Linked DNA regions of Homo sapiens: all the other regions are linked to region 1. A link is a loop called in an ENCODE intact Hi-C map of the cell type or tissue named here. Cell type or tissue: dorsolateral prefrontal cortex. All regions are shown on one strand. Region 1 holds the start of LYRM9 (LYR motif containing 9). Region 2 overlaps NLK (nemo like kinase). Region 3 holds the start of NLK (nemo like kinase). Region 4 holds the start of LINC01992 (long intergenic non-protein coding RNA 1992). Region 5 overlaps NLK (nemo like kinase). Region 6 holds the start of LOC105371711 (a long non-coding RNA gene). Region 7 holds the start of LOC105371712 (a long non-coding RNA gene).

Region 1 (4,000 bases):
AAGGATGAAATAACGCTCCTAGACTACTAAGCATGATGCCTGGCACACACTACATGTTTCCTACTAACTGTTATTGTTAATACCATCTCTGAAACATGCTGTGCTTTCCCCTACCTTGACTTCTTCACCTGCCTCAAGAATTCCCCTTCATCCTTAGAGATCCAGTTCCCTGTCACCTCCTTCAGGCTTTCATCCCATGCTGTTCACACCCCTATTACAGTCATCACACTGCTCTGTAATCACTTATTGTGATTATAATCGATGTGACAGAACTTAGAGCAGGTTTTGGAGACAAAGAACCCTAGTTTAAAAGCCTACCTCTGCTATCTACTAGCTGTGTAATCCTGGCCAACCTGGTTGACTTCTCTGGACTTCTGCTTCCCCCACTGTAAACTGGAGAAAAGAATAACCCACCTCACAGGGGTTTTGTAAAGACCAACCTAGCTAACTTATGGAAAGTGCCTAGCACAGGGGCTGGCACATCTTAAGTGCTTGAACATCTTTTTTTTTTTTTTTTTGTCCTGAGACAGGGTCTCACTCTGTCACCCAGGCTGGAGTACAGTAGCATGATCAGGGATCACTGCAGTCACAACTGCCCGGGCTCAAACGATTCTACCTCAGCCTCTCAAGTGGCCGGGATCACAGGCACACGCCACCACGTCTGGCTAATTTTTTTAATTATTTATAGAAACGAAGTCTTACTATGTTGCCCAGGCTGGTCTCAAAATTCTAGGCTCAAGTGATCCTCTTTCCTCAGCCTCCTACGGTGCTGAGATTATGGGCATGAGCCACTGCGCCCAGCGTTGAACATCTTACCCTTTCCTACTTTATTTGGCTTTCTGTTCCTTGCTGACTGTAAGCTTCTGAAGAACAAGAAACTATACTGTATTAGTTCAACACCTGTGAAATGAAGGGAAATTAGTAAGAAAAATATATATACGGTTATTAGTCACTCCTCCACAGTTTATAGTACCTGAACCATAACAGAAGTTCCATAGATGTCAATTGATTCCCAAGTTACCAGAGGAAACTAAAGCCAGCAGGAAACTGTCCTGAAGTCAAGAACCTATGGCAGGTGAACCCAGAAAACATTACGCTAAGTGAACAAACCCAGTCACAAGGGGCTACTTAATGTATGATTCCATTTATACGAAACATCCAGAATAGGCAAAAGTACAGAGACAGAAGTACATTGGTGGTTGCCTAGGGCTGGGAGAATGGGAGTAGATGGGAGGGGGGAGTGACAGCTAAAGGAGGTGTTTCTTTTGGGGGGTAATGTTCTAAAACATTATGGTGACAGCTGCACAACTCTGCAAACACACTAAAAGACACTGAATTGTGCACTTTAGATGGGTGAACTGTATGCTTCGTGAATTATATCTCAATAAAACTTTTTAAAACAATAACCACAAAAAGGATCAATCCTAGGAGCGAAAGGGTTTTGGCCACGGAGCAACTTGCTCTTACGCAGAAGCATAAATCATCACGACAAGGTTGCTCCGGCCACCGGGTGCCGCGGGCAGAGGGACGGTGGAGGGGACATTCTCCTTTTAAAAGTGGCCAGGCCCGTGAGCCTCTGAGAGGCTGGCCTCCGGGCTGCCCCGGACCTCGCGCCCCTAGCTCGCGCTGCAGGCCTTTCCTGCTCCTCCGAGGCCGCCCGGCCAGGCCTGCGTCAAGCCCGGGCGCCGCGCTCCGGTGCACTCAGCTCTCCGGTGGAAGAGCGCAGACCGCAAGGGAAAAGGTGCCGGCGCGGGTCGCCCCTAGGTCTTCAATAGATCCGAGGACACCCGAGGCCTCCACATCCCTAGCCCGCCCCCGCCACCCAGTGGCTCCGGCCGCCGCTGCCCCCGCGCCCCCGCCCTCGGCCTCGGCCTGCGCAGCGCGGCTCACCAGCCTCCAGGGGAACGCCAGCCCCGGACGCCGCCGCGGCGACGAGTGCGCCTGCGCCCCGGGGACTGAGCGGCACCGCCCCTGCCCGGCGACGGTGAGCCCAGCGCCCTCTGCCGGCCGCGCGCGGGACTCGGGGTCCTACTGGGTGCCTCTTCCTAGATCCGACCCCACCCAGTTGAAAGCTGTCCCCACTAACAGCCTTCGTTACCTGTTACCTCAAACACCCACTCTGCCTTCTGGCTGTTGCTACGCCGGATATAAGCCCTAAAGGCACTCTCTCCTCCTTATTCCTGAATATGGATTGTGCTATGAATATGGGGTGTTCAAGATCTCTGAAAGGCTTGCTGGAGGACTTTTCCTGAACCTCTCGTGTTGATGACAAGAATTGTGTTTGGATAGGAATCTGCGTTTTGAATCATTTCACCAAATTACAGTCCCATAACACCTGTCAAAAGAATAAATATGACAGTAATAAGCATGCTTCCTTTCAGACCCATCTATAATTATAATTGAGGAAAATAATACAAAATTTAAACTTAGAGCTACTGCCAGTATCATTCTTTGAAAATGAAATAATGCTGTTTATTAAATAGGCTCTCCCTGCTCTCTAATGTTTAAAGCTCAAGTGCTTCTCTGAATTGATTTAAATACAAGTTTTATATCCTGAAAGAAATCAAGATGAGTCATTATCTTAAGACAAACCCCCCTGTTCAATGATGCTGCTGATCTCTCAGCTGATGTCTAAGCGGGAGTTAGGTTGTTAGTGGATAATATTGCTTCTGTTCACGTCTCTCTTCTCCAGGGCTTTTTAAACCTGTTTGTAACGAAAAGGCTGATTTCCTTCAGACTCCATGTGTCGTTGATTTAACAGGACAACTTCTTACAGGTTTTTCTTTTTCCTTTTTCTTTTTTTTTTTTTAAGTAAAACATTGCTCCCCGGTGGCACCTGGGAATCTGTTTTTCTTCTCTTAGGATAAGAGAAGCAGGGATATTTCTTAACGGAAGTTTTGTTTTGTTCCTAACTCCCTTTAGAGCTTCCTCTTTTCTTTTTTTTTCTCTTCACCTAACATACTAGACTTCCCTCAAATCGGGGGTGGGGGATGGGAAGGTGGGGTTCCCTCCCTTGAAATATTCAGATAATTGCTTCCATTTATTTTAAAGATGTAGACTTGGACAAATATATCTGAAAGATACAATTGTACCCTCATAAATCAGCCCTCTTATTTACACATGCATAATCAAGGGCACGTCATTAATGCAGAGCCAATCAATAAATCATTAAGCTTTTAAAGCCCTTATTAAGAACAATCTGCAGTAACATCATCCACTCCTGTGCTCAGTCTTAGGATCATTTAATAATTTTAAGAAATTTCACAGTCTGTTCTGTAGTCTCATCTCCCTTTTGTTCCTAGATAGCTGTATTCCTGCATCAGAAACATGGTTCTAATACCTAGATCTCATAAAATATTGAAGATGCAAGCTGTTTGCTTTACCTCTGAAAGGCTCCACCTTCAGAATCACTTGTGCCTCTTCCAATTTTACAAACGCACAAGATTTTAACTTTCACAACAATTTCTTATAAACATCCAAATACTAAGAAAAAAAAATCCAAAGTAGGAGAGATTTGAACAATAATCTCTAATTTTTTTTCCAAGTCACAATGGAAACCTAGATTTGAAAATAATTGAATTTGAACCTTTCAACTTGACAGCAACCTTAGGTTCTTACAGCTTCAATAGTAAAATGAAATAATTTTTACTAGTCCAAACATTCACTTAAAATGACACCAGTCTCATAATCTGATAAAACCCCAACCATTTTTACCATGTCATTTTCCTATACACTGAAATTTTAGCAGATGAACCCCCTTATGTCAGACAGTGCATGATATTTACAGATAAACAAAATAGAAAGACCTTTTACTTGAGAAATTAGTCACCCACTGTCCAGGGGACATGTTCGCACAGGGGAGTTTATTGACTTTCCTAAGAAATACACCACATTCTCTTGATTTCTGACATTATGTCATTTAGCCTGACAACTGCAGATTTGTAACCAGTATTTGTAGGGAAAGATACAAGAAGTCCTGACGTTTCCAGTTTAAACCTGT
Region 2 (4,000 bases), 300 kb after region 1:
CAACTGAGGTCTTTAAGTGATCTTCAAAAAGGCAATAATTGCCAGCAACTTAGAAGAGTTCACCCATAATGCCAAACCTGTGGAGTCTCTCTCAAATTTATAGGCCATTTTACTCTTCCCACTGATGGGGTTGCAGTCTGTGTAATGCCACCAGTAGGTTTCTTATATTTAGCAACAGCTGTCATTTTAGTTTTAGGAAGTTCAGCTGAATTCTGCTTGATAGATGATGTGTGTGTTTGATTTAACTAAACCAGTAGGCAGTGCTTTTCAGATGCTGGCTAGAGTTCGCTGAGAATTCACTGCTCCCGGGCTTGCAAATTGTCATGGATTGTATGATGTTTGTTTTCTCCACAGAAATTATTCATCAGTTCATTTTGGAACAGCAGAAAGGAAACAGAGTGCCTCTCTGCATCAACCCTCAGTCTGCTGCTTTTAAGAGCTTTATTAGGTAACTATATGTATGTAATTCAACATTCTTGTTAGAATTAAAAGGATGCCAGTGTTACTTCATTATTCAGCATATTTGTTTTTATTTAGATAACATAGATAAAAGGTGCAACAGAAAGTTTCTGTTATGAGGTTTGGCTTTAGTCAAAAGTGTATTAAAACTGTAAGCATCTGGGCTGGGCGCGGTAGCTCATGCCTGTAATCCCAGCACTTTGGGAAGCCAAGGCAGACAGATCACCTGAGGTCTGGAGTTCAAGACCAGCCTGACTAACATGGAGAAACCTTGTTTCTTCTAAAAATACAAAATTAGCCAGGCATGGTGGTGCATGCCTGTAACCCCAGCTACTTGGGAGGCTGAGGCAGGAGAATCACTTGAACCCGGGAGGCAGAGGTTGCGGTGAGCCGAGATCGCACCATTGCACTCCAGCCTAGGCAACAAGAGCGAAACTCCATCTCAAAAAAAAAAACAAAAAACTGTAAGCATCACATTTTACACTGGTGCCAGTTCACTGCGGTTGCTTTGGCAATTTTTTCCCCGGATGACCATTGTGCTGCCTCATCACATATATGGCAGTCCTGCTGCAGCATTAGTATGGTGGCCACCTGTCCTGGAGTTAGACGTGGTCATCTCAGTTCCCACTACCATTCTCACTCCCTAGTAATAACTGCAAGCAAGAAAATAATTTTTTTGTGTGTAGGTGGACTGCTGGTGTAGCCTATTTAGAGGAGAAGTCAAAAGGCATATGGTAGAGCTATGAACCTACATTGGAAGTTACCAGGCTTCATTCTCCTTGTCTGTCTGTCCTTTCCTTCTCTTGATTTCTTTTTCCTTAACTCCTTATATATTGATCAGGGTCTAATCGGGAGAAATAAACCACTTCCCTAGAATACAAACGGGGAAAATTCAGTAATAAGAACTGTTAACTAGGAAAGATGATCAACTGCTAAAAGGCATAAAAGAGGATTCTGAAGGCTGCTGAAGTAGCAAATGCAGAAAGCAGCCACTCCCTGTAGACTGAGGGAGAGTAAACAAGAAAGGAATTAAGAATTTAGAAGAGGTTCCTCATGTAAGGACCTCTTTGGAGAGGGTATGGCTGCCACAGGAACTGGAACACACAGCACGAGGGTGGTGCAGAAGAGGAAGTGTGCCAGAAGGTGTGGCCAGAACTGGTCCATCAAAGACTGCCTGCCAGGAGAGTTCGGGTGGACCAAAGCTGAGCCTTCCACATGACCAAAAACAGGCACAACAAACCAAGGAAGGGAGACTGCTTCCTGATGCTACAGCCTTGCAAATGCCCTTCCAGCACCCTCTGTTGACAAAAGCTAACATTAAGCTAGGTGGCAAAGGGGAACCATGAACAGGGTCTGGCTCCAGTATCACAAAGCAGGACAAAGGGTGGATTCGGATATGAGTGGTCACACAGTCTCTATCTTCCCCGCTGCCTTTCTCCTCTCCTTTTTCTCTCTTCCTGCTGCCCTTTCCCTTTAATCATATTAAAGTTGGTTGGATTTGTTGGACCACAGTCAAGATTTTATGCTTAAAATTTGCAAAATCAGGTGACTTTCATTTCTTCCATGTATTTTTCTATTGGAAGAAGGAATTAAGTTGCACTTTTACTTATCTGTGGTTTTAAATTACTTTGTTTTACTATTTTCCCCTAAGAGTCAGTGACCCAGTCAGTTAGGCAGTTTAGCAGCTTAGGTGCAAATGATCCTGGGCCTTGGGGAAACAAGGGGTTACACTTTTCCCTCTCAAGTTTATAATCTAATTAGCAATCTTAGACATAGGAAAAAGCCAATAACAGATCTAGATCACCAATGCTAAATGATTACCTATACTTCTCCATTAATACTTGATAAAAGAATGCTTATAAGGCCCATTCAAAATAGGCCACTGTATTTTGAGAGGCTACTTTTAAATGGATGATTCTACATCCCTTAAGGTTATTTTCCTGATTGATTATTGAAATTATTACTTGTAATACCTACATTTACTTTACACTTTGAAGTAGGCACTGTGGAAAATACTTCACATCTATTATCATTTATTCATCCCAGTATCCTATGAGGTAAACAGCATTATTTCTTTCCAAATGAGAAGAGATTAAGGCACTTGCTCAGGGCCATACAACTAGTAAATGACATGTGGTTTTCAAGCCTACATATTAGCCACTATACCAGATTGCCTCTCCATAGATAACAGGTCCATAAACAAGCAACTTAGAATAAATTCAACTTCAAAGAAACAAATAAAAATCCAGAAGTGGAATTAATTTTTTCAGAGGAAGAGAGGAAAACAGGAAGTAGTGAATTACCCTTTTGTCCATTGTGACATTACAACTAATTTCTCCATCTCTGTTTTCTTCCAGTTCCACTGTTGCTCAGCCATCTGAGATGCCCCCATCTCCTCTGGTGTGGGAGTGATGGTGGAAGATAATGTACTACTGAAGATGTAATGTAGCTTTCCACTGGAGTCTGGGATTTGCAATTCTGGAGGTTAATCATGCTTGTACTGTAATTTTACTAATGAAGTTTTAAATTAACAACCACTACTTGTATGATATGAATAATATTTAGAAATGTTACTAGACTTTTAATCTTGTAAAGTGGTTGTGCTTTTAGAAGAAAAATATTTTACCCAGAGTTGCACATGTTTTATGAATTTAGTGCAGCTGTTATGGCTCACCTCAGAACAAAAGAGAATTGAACCAAATTTGGGAGTTTGGGGTTTTATGTTTTGTTTTTCTTTTCTAAAATGAAGTGAGATTGTTCACACACACACACACACACACACACACACACAAACACAAAGGACAGTCATACATTTTGATATTTGAGCCATTCCTAAAGATTTGGGGTTTTCTAAAACTAAAGAATCTAGGAACCTTGCCTGCGACCAATCATGGAGCCACGTGAGCTGATCGTGGCTGCACCTGGGGGGAGGGTAGGGAGGAGGGGCATGCCACCTAATGATCAAGCCCTATAATTAGCTTCTCATTAGAGCCGTGATGGTGATGTGTGCTGTCTAAAATCCAATGTTGTGGGTAGAGAGAATGAGTTTGTGACTAGGAGAGACTAAACTTTTGTTTTCCTTACCCAGTATAAATATATATATATATATTTAATCTATTTTTATTAGAAGTTTTTCTGCTCTTTCTTACATAAAAGAACCCCAAGCATGCATCTTTCATGTGTGTAAATAATTCATTTCTGGGCTAATTTCAAAAGAATCCCAATATTGCTGTATAGAAAGAGAACTAGCTTGCACATTTTAGGTCTGTGAAATTTTGTGAGACTTTTCCTGCACTGGACAGTAAAAAAATAATAAAAGACAAAAACAAATTTAAAAAAAAATTTAAGCCACAAAAAAAGGCACATAGGGAATTATGTCAAATGTGTTTGTGTCCTTAGGCAAAGCTGTGGGAGTCTTGAAATGTCACAGTAGTAAATAACTTATTACTTTTTGACAAGTTCTTTTTTTCTGTTGGAACACTGAATTCTTCTGTGCATATGTACATATGAATACAAATCGAAGGCCTCTACCTCCTGGAGT
Region 3 (4,000 bases), 150 kb after region 1:
TCGATATGAGGGAGGCAGTGTCATGGAGATATACAACAGAAACGTATACTCTAGAACAGAGTTAGAACTTTCCAGGAAAAAAAGTAAAATTTACACGAAGACCTGAGGGATGAATTAGAGCAGTGAAGGATGAGCGGGAAATGTTTTGGGCTGAAGATATACATGAAGGCTTGAAAGCATTCAAGGAGCTGCAGGAAGTTCAGAATGTCTGAAGTGTGGAGTGGAAGGGAGAGATAAGACCCTTGAGGTAGGTAGGCAGGAACCAGATCATGCCAGGCTATTTAGGGGTACAGCCAGCCTTTTTTTTTTTTTGACAGGATCTCACTGTCACCCAGGCTGGAGTGCACTGGTGGGATCTCAGCTCACTACAGCATCTACCTCCCTGGCTCAAGCTATCCTCCCACCTCAGCCTCTTCAGTAGCTGGGTCTAGAGACATGTGTACCACTAATTTTTGTATTTTTTGTAGACACGGGGTTTTGCCACATTGCCCAGACTGATCTTCTGAACTCAAGGGATCCACGTACCTTGGCCTCACCAAGTGCTGGGATTACAGGTGTGAGCCACTGCCCCTGGTCTCAGATTTGTATTTTTAAAAATTTACTATGCCCCCAGAGGGGGATGGATCAAAGGAGAGCTAGCTTGCAGGCAGGGAAATGGTTAAAGATGTTAGTGGTGTAAATTTGGGTAAATGCTGTGTGACTGGGAAGTAGCAGAAGTGAGGGGGATTTAAAATTGTTTAAGACTTGATGATTCAGCCTGGGCAACATGGCAAAACCCCATCTCTACAAAAAAATACAAAAATTAGCCAGGTGTGGTGGCATGTGCCTGTAGTCCCACCTACTTGGGAGGCTGAGGTGGGAGGATCATCTGAGCCCAAGAGGTGGAGGCTGCAGTGGGCTGTAATCATGCCACTGCACTCCAGCCTGGGCAACAGAGACCATGTCTCAAAAAAAAAAAAAAAAAAAAGAAGACTTGATGACTGATAGATTGGAAGGGACAATGTGGACAGGCAAAGGAGGGATCGAAGATGACTTCCAAGTTTTTGAGTAAACTATACAGTTTCAGTAGGGATAAGGTTCTGTAAGCTTATTATTTCACATTTTAAAGGAAGGGTAAATTCAGATAAATGAAGTGATGGAAAGATGCTATTTTAGTAAGATTTCAATGACAGAAACTTACTTGATAGAAAATATGGGAGAGGCTGGAGGCGGTGGCTCACGCCTGTAATCTCAGCACTTTGGGAGGCCAAGGTGGGAGGTGGGAGGATCTCTTGAGCCTAGGAATTTGAGACCAACCTGGGCAACATATTAAGACCCTGTTTCTAAAAAATTAAAGAATCAGCCGGGCATGGTGATGCACATCTGTAATCCCAGCTACTCGGGAAGCTGAGGCGGGAAGATTGCTTGAGCCGGGAGTTGGAGGTTGCAGTGAGCTAGGACTGTGCCACTGCAGTCTAGCCTGGGTGACAGAATGTGACCCTGTTAAGAAAGAAAGATAGAGGAAAATTATTATTTTTGTGGTCAAGTTTACTTTTTTTGTTTTAATTTGCACCAACAGCTTTATCATTTGTCGACAGTGGAGTTCTGAATGCCAGAGATTCCTCCTCTTTTTGCCAAGATCAGGATTAACTATGGAGAGGACCGGCCGTAGACTACGAACTGTCAGTCTACTGAGTTTCTGTCAGTCTTTTGAGTTTCCTTTGTCTTCTTGTTGAGTGACCTTGGACCTTGAGTTTCTGAAGCTCAACATTCCCTTTTTCTTCCCCTATTTTTTACCCCACACTTTACATCTTAAGTGGGATATTGGACATCTCGGATCAGTGGACCAGTGATGATTTGGACTCCGCCTTCTTCGTCTAGGTCCCGCCCACTTTAAGACCCCACCCCTTCCCTAAGCCCCGCCCCTTGAAGAGGTTGTCTCGATATGACAGCAAATTCTCCACAATCCTGTCCTATAGGAGATCTAAAGGGTGGGACTTACATCAACCTTTTTTTTCCATTTGTTTTTTCAAGTGTCTATTTGGCCCAGGTTCCATCCCACTTCATTTTCAACCCAAGGATTGGTTACTCTGTTCTTTGTCTCTGGCTCATGATTGGTTCTTTCGTTCCGCCCCTCTCTTCCAGCTTTTGCAGGCGGGATTACCACGCAGCTTCCTGCTCCTGCCAAAAAAAAAAAAATAAATAATAAAAGAAGAAGAAGAAAAGAGGAGAGAGGCGAAAGAAAAATGTCACAAAGATCTTTGCTTTTTAATTGGCTTTAAGCCTTGTCGGTCAAGCCAAACTCTGCCTTTGATTGGTCTTTCTATCTGCCCATCCCGGATCGGGGGCGGGATTTCCCCGGAAGACCCACACCTTGTTGCCACTGGCCGAACAGTGCGCCTGTCTGAAGCTCCTGGCCCAGGATTGGAGGCGGTGGCGGACAGGTGGGCGTGGATTGGCTAGGGCAGCCGGTCCGTGCAAGGCGGGGGCGGGGCCTCGGCGGCTGGTTGCGCGTGTCCGACGCTGGCTCCGCTCTATCCGGCTTTGCTAGGGGAGGTGAGTCCGGCCGCGGCGGAACCGGCGGCTGAGGAGGCGGCGGCTGAGGAGAAGGCGGCCGCGGCGGCTGAGGAGAAAGCGGCCGCGGGGACGGAAGCCGGGTGGGGGGGAGGGGGGGAGACGGAGCAGCCTTGAGCCCTGCGGGGCCGTTGCGCGGGGGACCCACCCGCTCTCCCCCCCAACCCTCCTCAGCAGAAGCAGCCGGCGGCGGGGGCAGGAGTCAGCCCGCTTCCGACCGTACCCCGCCCGCCTCCCGGGGCTCCTGTTCTTTGGCCCCGGGACCCTAACCTTCTCCCGGGGCGGTTCCCTCCGTCTGGGCGTCCGAGCGCTGCCCACATCTTTCATTCCTCCCTGCACCTCCTTCCCTTCACTTTTGCCCCGGCTCTCTTTCTCCTCTCTGTCCTGCTGTCGCCTCCTCTCCTCACTCCAGCCTCCTTCCCTGGCTTATTCTGCCCAGGAAAGTTTGGAACCCCCGCCCCCCCTCCCCAATCAGGTCAACCTGACTAGGAGTAGGGGGAGATGTAGGAAGGCCTGAGAGTTCGGGGGGGGGGAAGCTGGAAGCTGGTTTCCCAGAAAATTTCCCCCCATCTTCTCCATTTAGGGTGGTGGGAATTTTTTTTAATCCTGTTTTTGAGGAGGTGGTAGGTGTTTAGAAAAGGATGTGGGAATGGAAGGGGTAGATGAGTCAACCCTCTTTCAAGATTCCAAGGGTGGTGTGTTACCTGATCCTTTTCGTGTGTGGAGTTCAGGGGGTCGGGAGGTTTGGCCTTTATTCCCACATTCAAAGTTGGAACCTCCCCCAAATTAAGAATGGAGTTTTAGTACCCACTTGTGGCAGGAATCCTGGGGGGAAGGGGTCCTTTTTTCCTTTTTCTTTTCTTTTTTCCCTTTTTTTTCCTTTTGGCAACCCACACCCTTCCACACACGCTCACCCCAAAATTAAACACCAAGATCCTCTAACTTGTTTGGATTGACTGATGAAGACATAAAGCTCTATGTTTTTTGAGGTGGAGTGAGTGGTTTTTCTTCATTTTTAAATGGCCAAATGACAGCTTGACCCAGTTTGCTTTCCAATCAAAGGGCATTTATTTTGAATGTCTCTTTGTGGCGCAAGAGCCAACGCAAAAATGATGGCGGCTTACAATGGCGGTACATCTGCAGCAGCAGCAGGTCACCACCACCACCATCACCACCACCTTCCACACCTCCCTCCTCCTCACCTGCACCACCACCACCACCCTCAACACCATCTTCATCCGGGGTCGGCTGCCGCTGTACACCCTGTACAGCAGCACACCTCTTCGGCAGCTGCGGCAGCCGCAGCAGCGGCTGCAGCTGCAGCCATGTTAAACCCTGGGCAACAACAGCCATATTTCCCATCACCGGCACCGGGGCAGGCTCCTGGACCAGCTGCAGCAGCCCCAGCTCAGGTACAGGCTGCCGCAGCTGCTACAGTTAAGGCGCA
Region 4 (4,000 bases), 100 kb after region 1:
TCTGTAAAATTGAGATAATCATGGTAGCGGCTTCAGAGAGCAATTGTAATAATTACTTGACATAAATCATGTAAAGCACTACTTCCCAAACTATTTCCCATAATATATGCCAGTGGAGGGCTCCTGTTAAATCTATGGGTTCCAGGACTTTACACCAAGCCTAGTGAATCAGATCTTCAGGGAGGGGCTCAGAATCTGTATGCTGAATGAGTGTTCCAAGTGGTTCTTTTGACCTTATGGGAAATGCTCAGTAAATAGTAGCTTTGCAAAGTCACAATTTACATTACCAATATCTATAGTCAGTTTAACAATGATGTCACAATTTCCATCAAGAACAATGAGTACAATGTTTTACTTCTGGATAACAAAAGGGCCATTCTGAGATTTTTTTTCTTAAAGCAGCAGTCTCCTCCAAAGGTAAATTAAGGTCTGTAAATTTAGATTCAGAAAATGATCTGTAAATTTTATTTTATCTTATTTTATTATTGTTTTATTTTTTGAGACAGGGTCTCACTCTGTCACCCAGGCTCAACCTTCTCATTGCAGCCTCAACCTTCCAGGCTCCAGTGATCCTCCCTCCTCAGCCTCCTGAGTAGCTGGGACTACAGGCATGTGCCACCATGCCCGGCTAAGTTTTGTATCTTTAGTAGAGACGGGGTTTTGCCATGTTGTTCAGGCTGGTCTCGAACTCCTGGGTTCAAGCAATCCTCCTGCCTTGGCCTCCCAAAGTGCAGGGATTACAGGCATGAGCAACCACACGGGCCCATAAATTTTAAATGAGCACTTATCCTGCTTTTACCTACTAATGTTTCAAAAACTTTAGGGACTGATCATATACAGGTAGCCCTATTATATCATATTCTCTGTAGGGTCCTGCATACAATAATCATCTTCAGAATTATGTTAGATTCACATACACAATGTCAACACATGTACAATTTTTGAAATACACCAGACTCAGAAACATAACCCTTGCAAACCTTGGGAAGTGTTCATATATGTTTTTATTACTCAATTTTTTCATCCTCTTAAATCTTCCACCCAACTGTGATCAATCAAGGCTATCCTTTATAATCATGGACTTTTCTGTGATCTTTTCTACAAAAACTTTCATCTCATTTCTGAAGCATCACTTCTCTTCTAATATTGTCTTGTTTTCCAACTCATTACACTGATACCTTCTCCTCAGTGTGAAATTACTGACATCGATGAGGTGTGAATTCACCCTCCTGGGTTCTGCTCCTGTACGAGTTCTCTGGAGAACCATGAGTCATGGCTTCCAGATGAGACCCTTTGCCCATTTTTGTCCATTGACTTATTGGAGTAAGCTGTCGATAAGAGTTTCTCTATGTCAAATGAGGGTTGAGCTATATTTGAAGGTTTACCCATGTTTTGTAGACTACAAGCCTTTTTCATACGAATCTTCTGATGTTCCAATTCCCTTTTGAGGTGGTCTCTGGTATCTCCACTGGCCTTTTATTTATGCATTTGCTTTTGAGAGGGGCTCACCAAATTGCCCTCCACAGACCTACTGGGGGGGCCCTGCTGGCCCCTTCCACCCACCCAGATCACAGCAGAAACATTGAAGGCAAAACTTCCAACTTGGATCCCTTCCAGGAATAATAGTAATATCAACTATTCTGCATTCTGCTCAAAGCTCTATCTAAATCATCCCATTTAATCTTTAAAATGGCCCTTCAAAGTGGATATTATTACAATACTCACTTTAAATGTTTGGTTCAAAGAACTTAAACAACTTGTTCAAGGTCATTGAGCCAGTAAGTAGCAGAGCCTGATCCTTTGGACACTAACTATAGCTTCCAGTCTCCGTACTGTTGCCCCAATTCCCTCTCACTTTTCATCTTCTTCCTAGTGACTTAATGGGAGCCCCAATCTTGCCAAGGGGAAGTCCATAGTCTTTAACACTTTCAGCCCAGCTTGGCACCGAGACCTTGCCCAGCCCAGCTGGACTTGCATGACAGAGAGGCTTTATTCTCCAGTCCTGTGTTCCTCCACAGCCATTCTCTGAAGGATGAGGTCATTCTTCATAGAATTACTTTCTGCTCCTCCAGCCATACTCCCCTAACTGCAGCGCCCCTCAACACACTGTAGTCTCCCAGTTCCAATTATCATCACCAGGCTGAGTGGGCCCTTGGAGACACCTCCAGGAAGGAGAGGACTAAGTTAAAGTCCAGGCAGCAAAGATACTGTATTATCTATCTCTGTATAACAAATTACCCCAAAGTTTAATAGTTTAAAACAAAAAACGTTATTATCTCCCAGTTTCTACGGGGCAGGAATATGAATGAGTCTTAGCTGGATGCCTCTGGCTCAAGTTCTCTGAAGAGGCTGCCATCAAGCTGTTGGCCAGGAACATGGACTCATCTGAAGACTCAACTAGAGCTGAAAGCTCCAATCCCAAGCTTGCTCACGTGGTTGTCATCAGGCGTCAGTTCCTTATGAGTTATGAGGCTAAAGATCTTAGTTCCTCGTCACACCACATAGGCCTCTCCAAAAGACCACTCACAGTATGGCAACTTGCTTCCTCTACCACATGTGATTCAGGAAAGACAGCAAGAGAGAGCACACCCAGGGTGCAAACCACAGTCTTTTTATAACCTATCTCAGAAGTGCCGTTCTATCATGAATACTGCATTTTATTTGCCAGAAGTGAATCATTAGTCACTTAGTGGAAGGAAATTACACAAGAGCACAAATAACAGGAGATGGAGATCATTGCCAGAGCAGGGGTTGCAGGGTGGTCGGGACTTGGTAATCCCACTGCAGGAAAAGCCATTTAAAGCCTTGGCCCAGTACTTGCATCTCAGGATGTCAAGAATAAGAGATCATGGCTGAGCATGGTGGCTCACACCTGTAATCCCCACACTTTGGAAGTCCAAGGTGAGAGGATTGCTTAGGCCAGGAGTTCAAGACCAGCCTGGGCAATATAGCAAGACTCTGTCTCTACAAAAACAAATGTTTTAATTAGCCAGGATATAGTGGTTCATGCCTATAGTTCCAGCTACTTGGTAGGCTGAGGCCAGGGGATCATTTGAGCCTAGGAGTTGGAGATTGTAGTGAGCTATGATGGTACTACTGCACTCCTGCTAGGTGACAGAGAGAGAGAGAGACACTATCTCAAAACAAAAAAAAGAAAAGAAAAGAAAACCAAAATAAGAGATCATGATCTCAGTAACTGAATCCTGTGGAGAAGAAAGAATGGGGTTCTTTGTTTCCAGTATTGGCTCTGCCACTATTTGATTTGCAAATCTGGCAGGTCACTTGGCTTCTCTGACCCTTGGTTTTCCTCCAACGAATGAACCCCTAGAGACAAAGATCTTGTCTGATTTACTTCTGTATACATCAAAGACCTCACAGAGCATTTGGCACACAGTCAGAGCTTAATGAATATTTGCTTAATTAATTAATTACACTATGTTGAAAGGTTGTGAGGATCAAAAAATATAGTTGAGTGTTGTAAGTCATCAGATCACAGAGACCTAGTGCTACAAAATCTTAACCATGTGAAGGTCTTATCATGAAACAGAAGTGGACTAAACCGTGCTAAAGGGCAGAAAACCATTAGATTGGTGCAAAAGTCATTGCGTTTTTGCATTGAAAGTGATGACAAAAGCTGTGATGACTTTTGCACCAGCTAATACCATTCTCCCATCTCCCTGTGTCTGAAGCAAGGCTCTTCCCTTCCTTCCTCAAAATGGAATAGCCCTGAATTACCTGTTTTTTAAATGATGGCTTTTCTTATCTCTTTTGTTTCAGACTATGCCTACTATAACTTTTTTTTTTAATCTAAAGTGTTTTATGACCCCCTCATGGAACCTAAGTTATCCTGTCTCATAAATAGAATGTAGGCAACTTGAGGGCCCTCAAAGCATAGTGGTAGACTTAAGAATGATGAAAATATCTAGAATTGAGAGCAAGATTAGTGGTACTAGCCATTGTAAGGAAAGAAAGTCCCAGAAAGACAATGATTGGATGCCTT
Region 5 (4,000 bases), 290 kb after region 1:
GGCTGCTCTAGTCTGAGATTATATCCTAAAAATTCAAAGTTTTATAGGGAACCCCTGAAGAAACAGAGGATGTAAAAAGGATTTAGAGAAGCTGGGCACAGTGGCGTGTGCCTTTGGTCTCGACTACTCGGGAGGCTGAGGTGGGAGGATCGCTTGAGCCCTGCCTGGGCAACATAGCAAGACTCCATTTCTTTAAGAAAAAGAAGAAGCAGCAGCACTTAGAGCTAATGGGAAGAGATCAGATCCAGATAAAATACAGTTTATGGCACTTGAGCCTCTTCACTTTCCAAAGCATAGTGAAGGTCAGGGGTCATTACTCCTACAGTTAGGTTTTCTTTAGGCTAGGCTTTGACTTTTTTTTGTTTTTAGAATCTCACTCTGTCACCCAGGCTAGAGTGCAGTGGCATAAGCACAGCTTACTACAGCCTGAACCTCCCAGGTTCAAGCAATCCTCTCACATCAGACTCCTGAGTAGCTGGGACTACTGGCATGTACCACCATGCCGGGCTAATTTTTAAGTTTTTTGTAGCAATGGCATCTCACAATGTTTCCCAGGCTGGTCTCAAACTCACAGGCTCAAGCAGTCCTTCTGCCTCGGCCTCCCAAAGTGCTGGGATTACAAACGTAAGCCACCGCACCCAGCCTTAGCCTGTGACTTTATTGTTATTTGAGTTGATTCTCATATGCTTTGACCTACCAAACTTTCTGACCACAGAAAGGTTATAAGTAGACGGCAGGTCTAAAACCCATTAGGAAAATCATTTACCCCACTAAGAGATTAGTTTTTTGTTTTTTTTTAAGTGGTATGAAAGTCAAGCCGATAATAATTTGGCCATAAGTCTAGAACTTTCAAAGCTTGAGGAAAAAATTCTCTGCTAAAGGTTGTATTAAGCATGGGAAGAAAAGGAGTCTCTAAACATTTTTTGTCACCTTCCTTAATTCTGCCTTTTTTATGTTAGAGATAAATAATTTACTTGTGTGAGAGACAGAGCAATGATGCCATTTACCTGCTCTGTCCCCTGACGCTTCTAGCAGTGAAATGGAAGCTTTATAAGCTCTATGGCTTCTCAGGTCATTAAAGCCACCTCCCTGCTTCACAGAAGTCAGATATGGCCATGTGGATATGCCTACCACTTATGAAGGCAATTCTTGAGTGAGAAATCAATGCTAAAGGCCATTCAGATTGAACCATCAAAACCAATGGTGTACTTTCTTACAGGTTCTGTAAGTTCTTGCATGTCCTTTGGCTCCTTTAGGACTAATATCTCAGCACCTTTATGGTAATGTCATAAGACATAGTTCACATTCTTATAGTTTACATGCTTTGCATGTGGCCCAGGTTTTAAAACCTTTCAATCTTTTCTCTCCCACCCCTAGGCATGTTTGATTATCATTCTTGCCAAAGCATTTAAGATGTAAGGCTAACTAAAACCCATTTTTGGCCATGCTCTGATCCCACATTGTTTCTATAAACTCAAGCTTCTGTACCTCATTGGGGGTTTGGGGCTTTATTTGGAAGCCTCCCGTGTACGCACGATAAATAAATGTGTATGCCTTTTCTCCTCTTTAAAAAAAAAGATGGCTAGCAGGAGTGCCATATTTGCAATTCGTTTTCATTTTTTTATAGACTCTTTTGTGCTTTCCCCTACAGTGGGTAATCATGCAATGTAAAAATCTACGGGGATGGACGTGGTGGCTCACGCCTGTAATCCCAGCACTTTGGGAGGCCGAGGCAGGCAGATCACTTGAGGTCAGGGGTTCGAGACCAGCCTGGCCAACATGGCAAAACCCCTTCTCTACTAAAAATACAAAATTACCCAAGCGTGATGGCACATGCCTGTAATCCCAGCTACTCGGGAGGATGACCACAGAAGAATCACTTGAACCTGGAAGGCGGAGGTTGCAGTGAACCAAGATGGCGCCACTGCACCCTAGCCTGGGTGAGAGAGCGAGAATCCATATCAAAAAATAAAAATAAAAATAAGTAAATAAATAAATAAATAAAAATGCTACGGGAAGTTAGTAACAATTGTTGCTTTTGAAGACTGGTTACTGAAGGGAAAACTCATTCTCCTTGAGTTTAGACACACATTGCCTTTTGAACTGAGTACTTACCTTATCATAAATTGGCTGTATTCCATAGCTGTTTACACAAAGACTCACTTAAATATTTGAATTTTTAATTTTTTCACAGCCATCTCTTCCTGTACTCTATACCCTGTCTAGCCAGGCTACACATGAAGCTGTTCATCTCCTTTGCAGGATGTTGGTCTTTGATCCAGTAAGTAGTGTTTTTTTTTATATATTTTTAATGAATTACAAATACATGTGTTCGAGAGAAACATTGTGGTTTTGAATAGATTGGCAATGTAAATAATTACTTTTCAGAATATAAACTTCAATCCCCAGTATCATGTGTATCATGCACGCTCATCACACAGAAGTTTGATTATTAACACATAAGAGTCTAAGGGAAGAGATAAGGAGCTGGATCTTATTTAACTCTTATTTCTTATTTATCTCATTATTTGTAAAAGGAGTTTGACACCAAGTTAAGTCAAGACAAAATGATTTTTTGTTTTGAGACAAGGTCTTGCTCTGTCACCCAGGCTGGAGTGCAGAGGTGTGATCTCAGCTCACTGTACCCTCAACCTCCCAGGCCCAAGCAATCCTCCTACCCGAGCCCCCTGAGTATCTGGGACTACAAGCATGCTCAGCTAATTTCTAAATATTTTGTAGAGAAGAGGTCTCACTATATTGCCCAGGCTGGTTTGAACTCCTGGAGTCAAGTGATCCTTTTGCCTCAGCCCCGCAAAGTGCTGGGATTACAGATGTGAGCCACCGCGCCCGGCCAGGACACAAAGTTTTTTAAGGTTATTTGAAAAAAAAATCTGACCATTATATTGCATAAGGAAATGTTTGCTCTGTGTTGTTGAGATGGAAGCTTTTCCCAATACCCTTTCTGGACTTGACTCTTCTGGAACATACTACAAATTATACTGTAAGTTCAGCTCTTCATTTATTCATTCATCCAAAGAATATTTATTATTCACATCTATGCCAATAACTATTGTCAAAGAAGACTTAAAAATGGAAGCATTTAGTAAAGAAAATTTAACTTGCCAAGAATACAAAGTCACCAAATACGAAAAATACCAGATATTTAAAAGATAAAACAACCACAAAATTACCAAAGTTATTAAGTTTACATTGGTCCATTTGTAGTGAGAAAGCTGCAACTTTCTCAGAAGATATCAAATTCACAAAGCTTCAGACATCAGCACAGCAAAGATTAGGGATAAAAATAATTCTGTTAAGGAGTTCAGGTTTGTGAGAAACAGTCAAGGTTTTTTTATTTGGGGGACCAGAACCAATTAGGGTGACCCAAATTATTTTTGTAATGTCTCAGGGTACAATTTAGATTGCTTATGTGTTTATTTTGGTGTTTTTTGCTGTTGTTTTCTTTTTTGTTTTTTTACTGTGGTGTATTAGTCTGTTTTTACACTGCTGATAAAGACATACCCAAGACTGGGCAATTTACAAAAGAAAGAGGTTTAATTGGACTTAAACCTTAAAGTTCCACATGGCTGGGGAAGCCTCACAATCATGGCGGGAGGTGAGGAGGAGCAAGTCATGTCTATATGGATGGCAGCAGGCAAAGAGAGAGAGCTTGTGCAGGGAAACACCCCTTTTTAATCTGGTCAGATCTCATGAGACTTATTCACTATCACGAGAACAGCACAGGAAAGACCTGCCCCCATCATTCAGTTACCTCCTAGGTCCCTCCCGTAGCATGTGGGAATTCAAGATGAGATTTGGGTGGGGACACAGCCAAACCATACCATGTGGTATGTGAAGTGCTTAGTGATACTATAAGCCTGACAAAGTGGCAGTTCTTGCTCCCACAGTCTCTCTTTGTGATCAAGTTCCCACTATTAAGGACAATTTCAATCATATAACTTGCTTTATTGAGCTAGTGATTTACTATCATTTGATATTT
Region 6 (4,000 bases), 250 kb after region 1:
ACTTTACCCTCAGCAAAGATGTACCAGCAGGTAATACAAAATATGGTTGTTGCCATTACCTTTAAGGAGTTCATGGTTTAATAGAGATGATAGACAGTTTTCAAATAATTATAGTACCAGAATAATCAATTTTACAATAGAGACATTAACCAAATTGTCTTATGGATAAAAAAAAAAAACCTGCCCTGGACTCCTTCTCTACTCCCCTACCCCACCCCCCAAAAAAGAGCTGGGAAGACTTACCTGCAACTTAATAATTTTCATAGAATAAAACATGTTCAGTAGTCCTTCCTGTATCAATTCGTGTAAGAACAGTTACATATTAGTAGGATAAGTATATTTTCAATATCTCTAGTAACACTTTCATTTTTCCACAAAATTTTAATCCATGTCTAATTCCTGTTCATGGGTCCGTGTAACCCTTTTTGCATAGCTTTTCTAATTAAATAACAATATGAAACAGTGCTAATAGATGGCACAACTAAGTGCATAATAGAATATTCATTCTGTAAGAATTAGAAAGTGGGTACTGTGAACAAATGTATTAGGCACTATGTTGTATCATCTATCTAGACAGAGGAGGGAGATCCTTTTAAATGGACCACTATTTTATTTCATCTCTTTTCAACTCCCGTAAAAAGTACTCAGAAACAGACTCTTTGATATACTTTTCCTAAATTCTTCTTGTAGATTTTTGTTCTCTGTTTATTTTGAATCTTCTCTGTTCTTCAGAACTGTTTCTTTTAGTAACTTTGTCTTTTAGAATCTCCAACCACAAATGAGCTACACTGGTGATGGGTAACACTGAGTAGGTAAGGACTAGCATCTGTAGATTGATGTGTTTAGAGACTTGCCCTCCATTCAAAATGCTGTTGCGGTTGCTTGTAACACTGGTAGCAGTCTGCTCTCAGGTTTTAATGACATCATTTGTGCAGCTTTACAGTAGATCATACTGGAGTAAATGCTCTCAAATTCTATTGAGCAGAAGGACATTTGACACCAAATTGTCTAGATATGGAAGTAAGTTTTTCAGACGTGTTAAGGAAAGGTTACTTGGGTCTAATTTGAAAGCTCATTGTCTTTTGGAGAAAATGTTAATATTCATTGTATTGGCAGTAAGAAGGACGATGAAGTTTACATGACTGATATGTTCATCCCTTACCTTCTGAATGCATTAAGAGATCATCGAAGAATTTGCCCTTTCTCTTCATGAATGAAGAAATTGATACAGTAAAATGTTCCTAATCTATATAGAGGCTCCTCTTTCAAATTTGGTTTTTTATACTCCAAAAAACAGTGACTATTCCAGTCACTTTGGCTTCTGTTCCTCAGCTCTTAATCTCTGGGTTTATGTACATATGCATTTGCTTTGGAGGGTTATGACGGTGGAAGATTAATCACCAGTCTCTGCCATCTATGTTTGACAGACACAGAGCTTGCCTTGCCTTCTCCAGAGCACTTTGTAAAGGAGAGAGCTGAAGTTTAAAATAACATCATTTTCTCTAGAATGCTCTTCTTGTTTTATTACATACATGGTTATAGCCTTAGTGAAAAATACTCATCTGACAGACCTTATGGACTGTAACAATATGTAGAATGACAGCTTTCCCGCTTTTTTCTTTTTTTTCTGGTGATTGGATTGATTTTTTTTTAGTCAGTTTTAAATTACAACTGAGGTAGTTTTAATTTTTGACATTCTATACAACAAATTTGTTACTTTACAAAGAAAAAGAATCTGCCTTTGCCTGGGAAAGAGATTGTCGTATTCAAACGTTTTAACAACATGACCTTTTATTCCATTGATTTCTATAGAGAAGCACAGGCATGCTTCAGAAAAGGTCAGTGATTCTAATTGAAGCACACCGATTTTTTTCTAGTTGCAAAGGCTCCCATGCTTTTTGTTGCAAAGAAGATGATGAGATTTACGGCTGACCATTTGTTACAAGAGAACACAATGCTCTCTGTGACACATTGCTGTTTTTCTTTCATGTGGAAAGCATTGTTTGAAATCAACCATATCTGTAAACCAGATTGTCATTATCCACGCTATTCAATGCCCTCACTTTTATTTCAGATCAGCCAGTTTCATATCTGAGTACTAGGCTGAAACTTCCTTCCCCTGTGCACCTGATTTTGGAAGAAAAAAAAAACGAGCAGGAGATTTTATTAAGTCTCACACATTTATGGCTGTAGATTCTTTTTTCAGACAGGAATGGCAGGATTTCAGAATTTGTGCTTAAGGTGCCTAAGCATGTTAGTGTTTAAAGTGCTTAACTGTGTTATTGCTTAAGCATGTTTTAACTGTCATTCATATACTTGTCATAAGAGAATCTGTGGCTTGAGGGGGCCAGGCTTGGGCATCTATGTACTACAGTTTATTAAACCAAATTTACTATGTCTTTTGGAAAAGTCACCTGACTCATATTTGTTCCAATATATGTCACATTGAAGATGAAAACTTTTTTTTTTTTTTTTTTGAGACAGATTCTCACTCTGTCACCCAGGGAGAAGTACAATGGCATGATCTTGGCTCACTGCAACCTCCACCTCCTGGGTTCCAGCAATTCTCCTGCCTCAACCTCCTGAGTAACTGGGACTACAGGCACATGCCAGCACACCAGGCTAATTTTTGTATTTTTAATAGATACAGGATTTCACCATGTTGGCCAGGATGGTCTCGCTCTCCTGACCTCATGATCCGCCCGCCTCGGCCTCCCAAAGTGCTGGAATTACAGCCATGAGCCACCATGCCCAGCCAAAGATGAAAACTTTTAAAAAAGGATTGTAGAACCTTTGACCAATATGGGACCTACTTGATAAATATTTAATATTGTAAGATTTCTTTTTTTGTAATCTGGCTTAGCATTAGTTTCTGTCCATATTAAATGAAAAAAGAATGATTAAGTTTCCATTATCTGAAATAGTAAAGAGAGTTTAGGAATTAAAATAGGGTTTTCAAAGCTTTCTGTCCATATTCATTCTGTAGGAAATAATTTGATACAACATGTTGCCATTTTGTTTTCCCAACTCAGATAAACCAATTAAATATCTTTATTTTGCTATCTGAAAGTTTTTAACGCATCATTAGAACGTCATACAGCATCAGTAGCTCATTGCACTTGGAATATTAAATATGTTCTCAGACTTCAGTTGAGCAGGGAAGCCAGCCCACTATCTTTCTGAACTCTAGATGGCAAAAGCTTTTGACCTGATAGTTTTTTACATAAGACAGTATCACAACTTTTCACACATACGCACAACTTGAACTGTCCACAATGGTTAGCTGTCTGTTATTAAAAGCGTTTATTCAGCAGTGCCTTATTATGACATATTTATACAACACCTTGTCATCGGTAAGCATTTATTTGTAATACTTTGTAAATTCTCCCAGTTCTTATTGACTCTCTAAATGCTATGTAATGAATCAACTTTATTTTTCTTCTTTTTTTCTGAAGGGTGTGAAAAATGTAAGTCATAGACTATGTTGGCAGGCCTGAACATGGGAAGATAGAAAATTGACCGCCATCTACATACGACATAATTTTCTGCTTCAGCCTGAGATCCCAAGAACCACTCCCCTTCCTATGCCATGTAGTAAAACTCACATCACCTCTTTTAGTTCATTTAAAAGGCCTTCCTGTCTGCATAAAGATGATTTAGTGTGTAGCAAATCCTGAGATTGTTTTAAAGCACTGTTTAAAGTTCAAACTCAACAGCTGGATTTTTTTTCCCTCTGCTTTGAAGAGAGTCACTATAGTTGGAACAACTTATTCACGCTAGCTCTTTGAAACACCTGTGTTCCAGGTGAAGCCAAAAAAAAAAAAAAAAAAACTAAAGCTTGAATCTAGTCTTTTCACCTCTCCATTAAAAAATAAATATATCTCTAAAACTTCCCAGCTGGTGGGAATGAAATGCTGTCAGTGCTCCCAACTGTTAGAGGGTAATATTGAATAATAACAAAGCCACACTTAATTTGAGCTTCTGAAAAGCCTCATAACCT
Region 7 (4,000 bases), 360 kb after region 1:
GCGTTGGAGTCTCCCCTACGCTAGTGGTGGTGTGTGGGGTGAGGTGGGGGAAGGTTGCTGGGGGAGTGAGGGGAGGACCCTTCCACCCAGCAGCTGAGGTTTTTTCTCCCACAGCAGGAACTCCAGGGTTCCCCCTCCCCATCGAAGGACTGGTCCCTCCCCGGCCCACAGAAGTCACTGAATCAACAGAGATTTGTCTTTGTTGTTTTCGCTGAGGGGGATGAGGAAGGGTTGAGGCCCCTCTCAATATAAAAGGGTTGGTGGAGGGCCAGGCGTCTGGAGGCCAAGCCCCAGCCTGGAGAAGGAAGCCCCAGGGCGCCAGTATCTCCCCGCACGCCCACCCCCGAGGGCTTCCTCTCGCTCCCACCCAAGCTGCCCCCAGTCCCGAGGCCCTTAGTTCGGTGCCGACCGTACAGGCTGTCCTACCTGGGGCCCCAGGAGGTTGGTGGTCGGGGTTCCGAGGTGTTCAGCCACTGGGGTTTCGTGGTGGTCCATGGAGGGGGTTTCGTGGCTTTCGGTGGGGAGGTGTTCGTGGCGTTTGCAATTTTCTTGTGGTTTTTAGATTTCTTTGTGCTGAGAACACGTCTTTGCAGCGGTCATGAGGCTGCTCCCAGAGCCCAGCTTGGGCCGCGATGCGCGTGGGGGTGCCCGGCGGCGTCCGTGTCCCCCCGCACCCTCCGTCGTCCTCCCTCCCAACCTCGCGCCCTCCGCCGGATCACCTGCTGTTGAAGAGCCTCCCCACGTACTTCTTTTTTTTTTTTTTTTTTGAGACGGAGTCTCGCTCTGTCGCCCAGGCCGGACTGCGGACTGCAGTGGCGCAATCTCGGCTCACTGCAAGCTCCGCTTCCCGGGTTCACGCCATTCTCCTGCCTCAGCCTCCCGAGTAGCTGGGACTACAGGCGCCCGCCACCGCGCCCGGCTAATTTTTTGTATTTTTAGTAGAGACAGGGTTTCACCTTGTTAGCCAGGATGGTCTCGATCTCCTGACCTCATGATCCACCCGCCTCGGCCTCCTAAAGTGCTGGGATTACAGGCGTGAGCCACCGCGCCCGGCCCCCACGTACTTCTTGATCGAGCCTAAATTCAGCCAGCTGGCGGCCCTGGACTGCTGCGGCACCTGCAGCCCCTCGCCCAGGGCGCCCTCCGGCGGCAGCAGCACCCACACGAGGCCGGCCACGACCAGAGCGCATGAGCAGCGCAGAGCCCGCGTCTGGAGGGGGCAGGGCGGACAGAGCCGCGGGCGGTCACGTGACCCCACGGCTGGGGTCGGCGCGATCCCTGACGGTAGCTTGCGGGTGTTCCGCGCCGTGGGCAGCCTGGCGTGCAGGGGCGCTCAGCCGAGGGACGTGGCTATTTCTGGGACACACACCAGTGCACGGACGCCCTAAGGGACATCCTGGTGCCCAGGGGAATGGTGCACACCTGGACATGCCCGGTGATGCACGCAGAAAGCATCGAGGTAAAAATGAACGGGGAGACACCTCTAAGGTGTACGCACGAGGACGGCATAAAACCATTGGTCAGCTCCCTAATCTCACCGACCTCTCTCCCGCAAATTCCTTATCGCCCTCCTTTCTCCCTGCCCTTCCCTCAAAGTGTCAGTCAGGTTGTCCTCAGCCCAGAAGACTCTTCCTCCAGACATCCTCATGGCCGGCTCTGTCGCCCCCTGGAGGCATTAGCTCAAAATCCACCTTTTAAATGGGTCTTATCCTGACACCCCTGTTTAAAATTGCAACCCGGCAGCGTGCGGTAGATGACGCCTGTAATCCCAGCACTTTGGGAGGCCAAGGCGGGCGGATCACTTGAGCCCATGAGTTCGAGACCAGTGTGGGCAAAAGACAGAGAGCCCTGTCTCAACAATTTAAAAAATAAATTTAAAAAAATTGCAACTCAACCCTTCATCTTGCTTTTTCTTGCTCTATTTTTGCACTTTCTTTTTTCTTCTTCTTCTTTTTTTTTTTTTTTAGACAAGGTCTTGCTTTGTTGCCCAGGCTGCAGTATAGTGTAGGGATCATGGCTCACGGCAGCCTCAAACTCCTGGGCTCAGGCCATCCTCTTGCTTCAGCCTCCCAAGTAGCTAGGTCTACAGGTGCACACAACCATGCCCAGCTAAATTTTAATTTTTTGTAGAAATGGAGTCTTGCTAGGTGGCCCAGGCTGGTCTCAAACTCCTGGCCTCAAGCGATCTTCCTGCCTTGCCTCCCAAAGTGCTGGGATTACAGGTATGAGCTGCCACACCTGGCCTGCACTTTCTAACTTATATATTCTATATTTATTATATTTATGTCCGATCCCTTCCCAGCGGCATCTCCTCCCTCAGTGTAGGCGTCATTAATTGCAGCTGGGCTCTTTGCTTATTTTGTCTATTGATGGATCACAAGCACCTAGAACAGTGCCTGGCACTTAGCAGATACTCAATAATACATATTAAATGAATGACTAACAGTTACACACAGGAACGCCAGCCTGATGATTCACACACCCAATGCACAGAGAATTTTGTGCCTGCAACACACCATGATTCACAGACTACGATGCCCATAAACATGATGCACACCCCCAGAGCTCCTAAGCCCCTCAACCCTCTTTTAACCGGGAACTCCACTCATCCCCACCATCCCAAGCAGGGATAAGAAGCCTTAGTAGCTGTCCTGACCATCAGAATGGCAGACGAGGCTGCCCTGGCCTAACCCCTTCATGCCCTTAGTGAGCCTGAGGAGGGCCCTTGGTGTCAGCCCCCATCCCCAGGCTCCTAGAGAATACAGCTGATAGGGGGCCCAAACATTACCATGGTGCTGGGCAGGTGCAGAGGAGCACAGCAAAGCGTCTCTGGCCAGGACCTGAGTCCCTTTATATTCCTAAGGATCCATGCCCCCTTTCCCGCTAAAGTTCCACTTCCAGCGCAGCCTTCTTTTCCTCCCCCTGTGTCATGACCTGAAAGTCCGGAACAGAGAGAAGGTGGGGGTGGAAGCACATGGGCTACCAGCTGTTCTGACCAGGGCACAGTCCCTGCCAGGGGCCCAGAGGTGTGGGTGGCAGAGGCAGGGAGGCCTGGGGAATAGGGTAATGTTTTGCTCCAAGTATACAGATCCAAGGAGAAACTGGCTCTGGGGTTGAGAGGGGGCTGTGCTTTTCCCAGGGGCTACTGTCAGGGAGTTATGCTGAGACCAGATGCCCCTCCCCATCTGGCTAGATCCAAGGTGCCTCCTTTCCTTACAGGGCTGCTGTGGGGTCCCAGCACCCCTTATTCCCCTTCCCTAGGCCTGCTGCCATGGGGAAGGGGTGGGGTTATGGTTTCTGGTTTCAGGATTGCAGGCCCCACTGCACAGCTTGGAGATTTTCTCAGCCTGCCTGGCCATTTTGGAGCCCCTGAGGCATGACCTGCTAAGCCTTCTGGAGGGTGGTGGGTCTTGACTGCTTGGATGATGAACTTAGGCCTTGGCTGCCTCAGGCCACAGAGCCTCAGCTGTGTGGCCTGTCAGGTCGCCTCTACCCGTTCAATATTGCCACCTTTCTGGGGCAAGGTTGTGAAATGTGCGCCGATTCTTCGTGCCCACCCCAACCCCAGAAGGGGCACACTAGGAAGAGCAAGGGCTTCTGGGTAGGAATCCTAAATTCACTACCTCCTGGCTGTGTGACCTTGATTAAGGGACATCATCTCCCCTGAGCCTCCACATCCTCATCTGTGAAATGGAGCTGGTTAGGACTGTTGTGAAGATGGATTTGGATTATGTAGCTCAGCCTTTGGACAGCTCCTGGCACATGCTAGATGATTAACAGGCGTGAGCCCCTCCATTCATGAAAGAAACGCTTTCTCCCATCTCCACTTCTGAAAGTGTCTCATCTTCTGGCCTCTTCTCCTTATTAAAACCCGCTCCTGGCCAGGCATGGTGGCTCATGCCTGTAATGCCAGCACTTTGGGAGGCTGAGGTAGGAGGATTACTAGAACCCAGGAGTTTGAAACTAGCCTAAGCAACATAGAGAGACCTTGTCTCTACAA

Evidence for each region. A loop is a pair of places that touch in the nucleus more often than their neighbours do. Peaks named below come from ENCODE experiments on the same cell type or tissue, not always from the same donor. Only the 100,000 strongest peaks of a DNase experiment are listed, where the experiment ranks them.
Region 2: it touches region 1 in a loop (6-fold over the local background); 9 of 110 quality-filtered maps call a loop at or near these places.
Region 3: it touches region 1 in a loop (7-fold over the local background); 42 of 110 quality-filtered maps call a loop at or near these places.
Region 4: a loop joins it to region 1, with 8 times the contacts of the local background. A loop is called at or near these places in 10 of 110 quality-filtered maps.
Region 5: it touches region 1 in a loop (2.9-fold over the local background); 11 of 110 quality-filtered maps call a loop at or near these places.
Region 6: it touches region 1 in a loop (5-fold over the local background); 9 of 110 quality-filtered maps call a loop at or near these places.
Region 7: a loop joins it to region 1, with 5 times the contacts of the local background. A loop is called at or near these places in 42 of 110 quality-filtered maps.

Annotation. Positions count from the first base shown.
Region 1 is chr17:27,891,427-27,895,426 of GRCh38, forward strand. It overlaps LYRM9 (LYR motif containing 9), which reads right to left and starts at 1,939. Exons shown (of 4, transcript NM_001076680.3): 1 at 1,891-1,939. RefSeq lists a silencer at 1,571-2,120. In dorsolateral prefrontal cortex, a CTCF peak has its summit at 2,026 (motif pointing left); a DNase peak (open chromatin) is centred at 1,895; H3K4me3 peaks cover 2,251 bases; H3K27ac peaks cover 3,921 bases.
Region 2 is chr17:28,191,766-28,195,765 of GRCh38, forward strand. It overlaps NLK (nemo like kinase), which reads left to right. Exons shown (of 11, transcript NM_016231.5): 10 at 355-448; 11 at 2,817-4,000. The coding sequence ends at 2,871. Among named protein-coding and RNA genes, the nearest start is that of TMEM97, 130 kb to the right of the region's middle. RefSeq lists an enhancer at 1,485-1,694. In dorsolateral prefrontal cortex, a CTCF peak has its summit at 1,772 (motif pointing left); a DNase peak (open chromatin) is centred at 1,648; H3K27ac peaks cover 3,957 bases.
Region 3 is chr17:28,039,245-28,043,244 of GRCh38, forward strand. It overlaps NLK (nemo like kinase), which reads left to right and starts at 3,433. Exons shown (of 11, transcript NM_016231.5): 1 at 3,433-4,000. The coding sequence starts at 3,630. It overlaps LOC105371709 (a long non-coding RNA gene), which reads right to left and starts at 2,476. Exons shown (of 3, transcript XR_934637.4): 1 at 2,353-2,476; 2 at 1,982-2,160. RefSeq lists an enhancer at 1,879-2,173 and silencers at 2,341-2,570, 2,591-2,820. In dorsolateral prefrontal cortex, no CTCF peak of the experiment used is centred here; DNase peaks (open chromatin) are centred at 1,887 and 2,417; H3K4me3 peaks cover 2,773 bases; H3K27ac peaks cover 2,950 bases.
Region 4 is chr17:27,991,500-27,995,499 of GRCh38, forward strand. LINC01992 (long intergenic non-protein coding RNA 1992) reads right to left here and starts at 208. Exons shown (of 5, transcript NR_146896.1): 1 at 1-208. In dorsolateral prefrontal cortex, no CTCF peak of the experiment used is centred here; a DNase peak (open chromatin) is centred at 1,962; H3K4me3 peaks cover 1,605 bases; H3K27ac peaks cover 4,000 bases.
Region 5 is chr17:28,182,985-28,186,984 of GRCh38, forward strand. It overlaps NLK (nemo like kinase), which reads left to right. Exons shown (of 11, transcript NM_016231.5): 8 at 2,195-2,281. Among named protein-coding and RNA genes, the nearest start is that of TMEM97, 130 kb to the right of the region's middle. In dorsolateral prefrontal cortex, no CTCF peak of the experiment used is centred here; no DNase peak of the experiment used is centred here.
Region 6 is chr17:28,140,585-28,144,584 of GRCh38, forward strand. All of the region lies in intron 3 of NLK (nemo like kinase), which reads left to right. It overlaps LOC105371711 (a long non-coding RNA gene), which reads left to right and starts at 2,708. Exons shown (of 2, transcript XR_007065686.1): 1 at 2,708-2,832; 2 at 3,456-4,000. In dorsolateral prefrontal cortex, no CTCF peak of the experiment used is centred here; a DNase peak (open chromatin) is centred at 2,349; H3K4me3 peaks cover 1,232 bases; H3K27ac peaks cover 4,000 bases.
Region 7 is chr17:28,250,152-28,254,151 of GRCh38, forward strand. It overlaps LOC105371712 (a long non-coding RNA gene), which reads right to left and starts at 674. Exons shown (of 2, transcript XR_934641.2): 1 at 427-674. RefSeq lists a silencer at 1,224-1,273. In dorsolateral prefrontal cortex, CTCF peaks have their summits at 1,669 (motif pointing left) and 1,869; DNase peaks (open chromatin) are centred at 1,180 and 1,670; H3K4me3 peaks cover 934 bases; H3K27ac peaks cover 587 bases.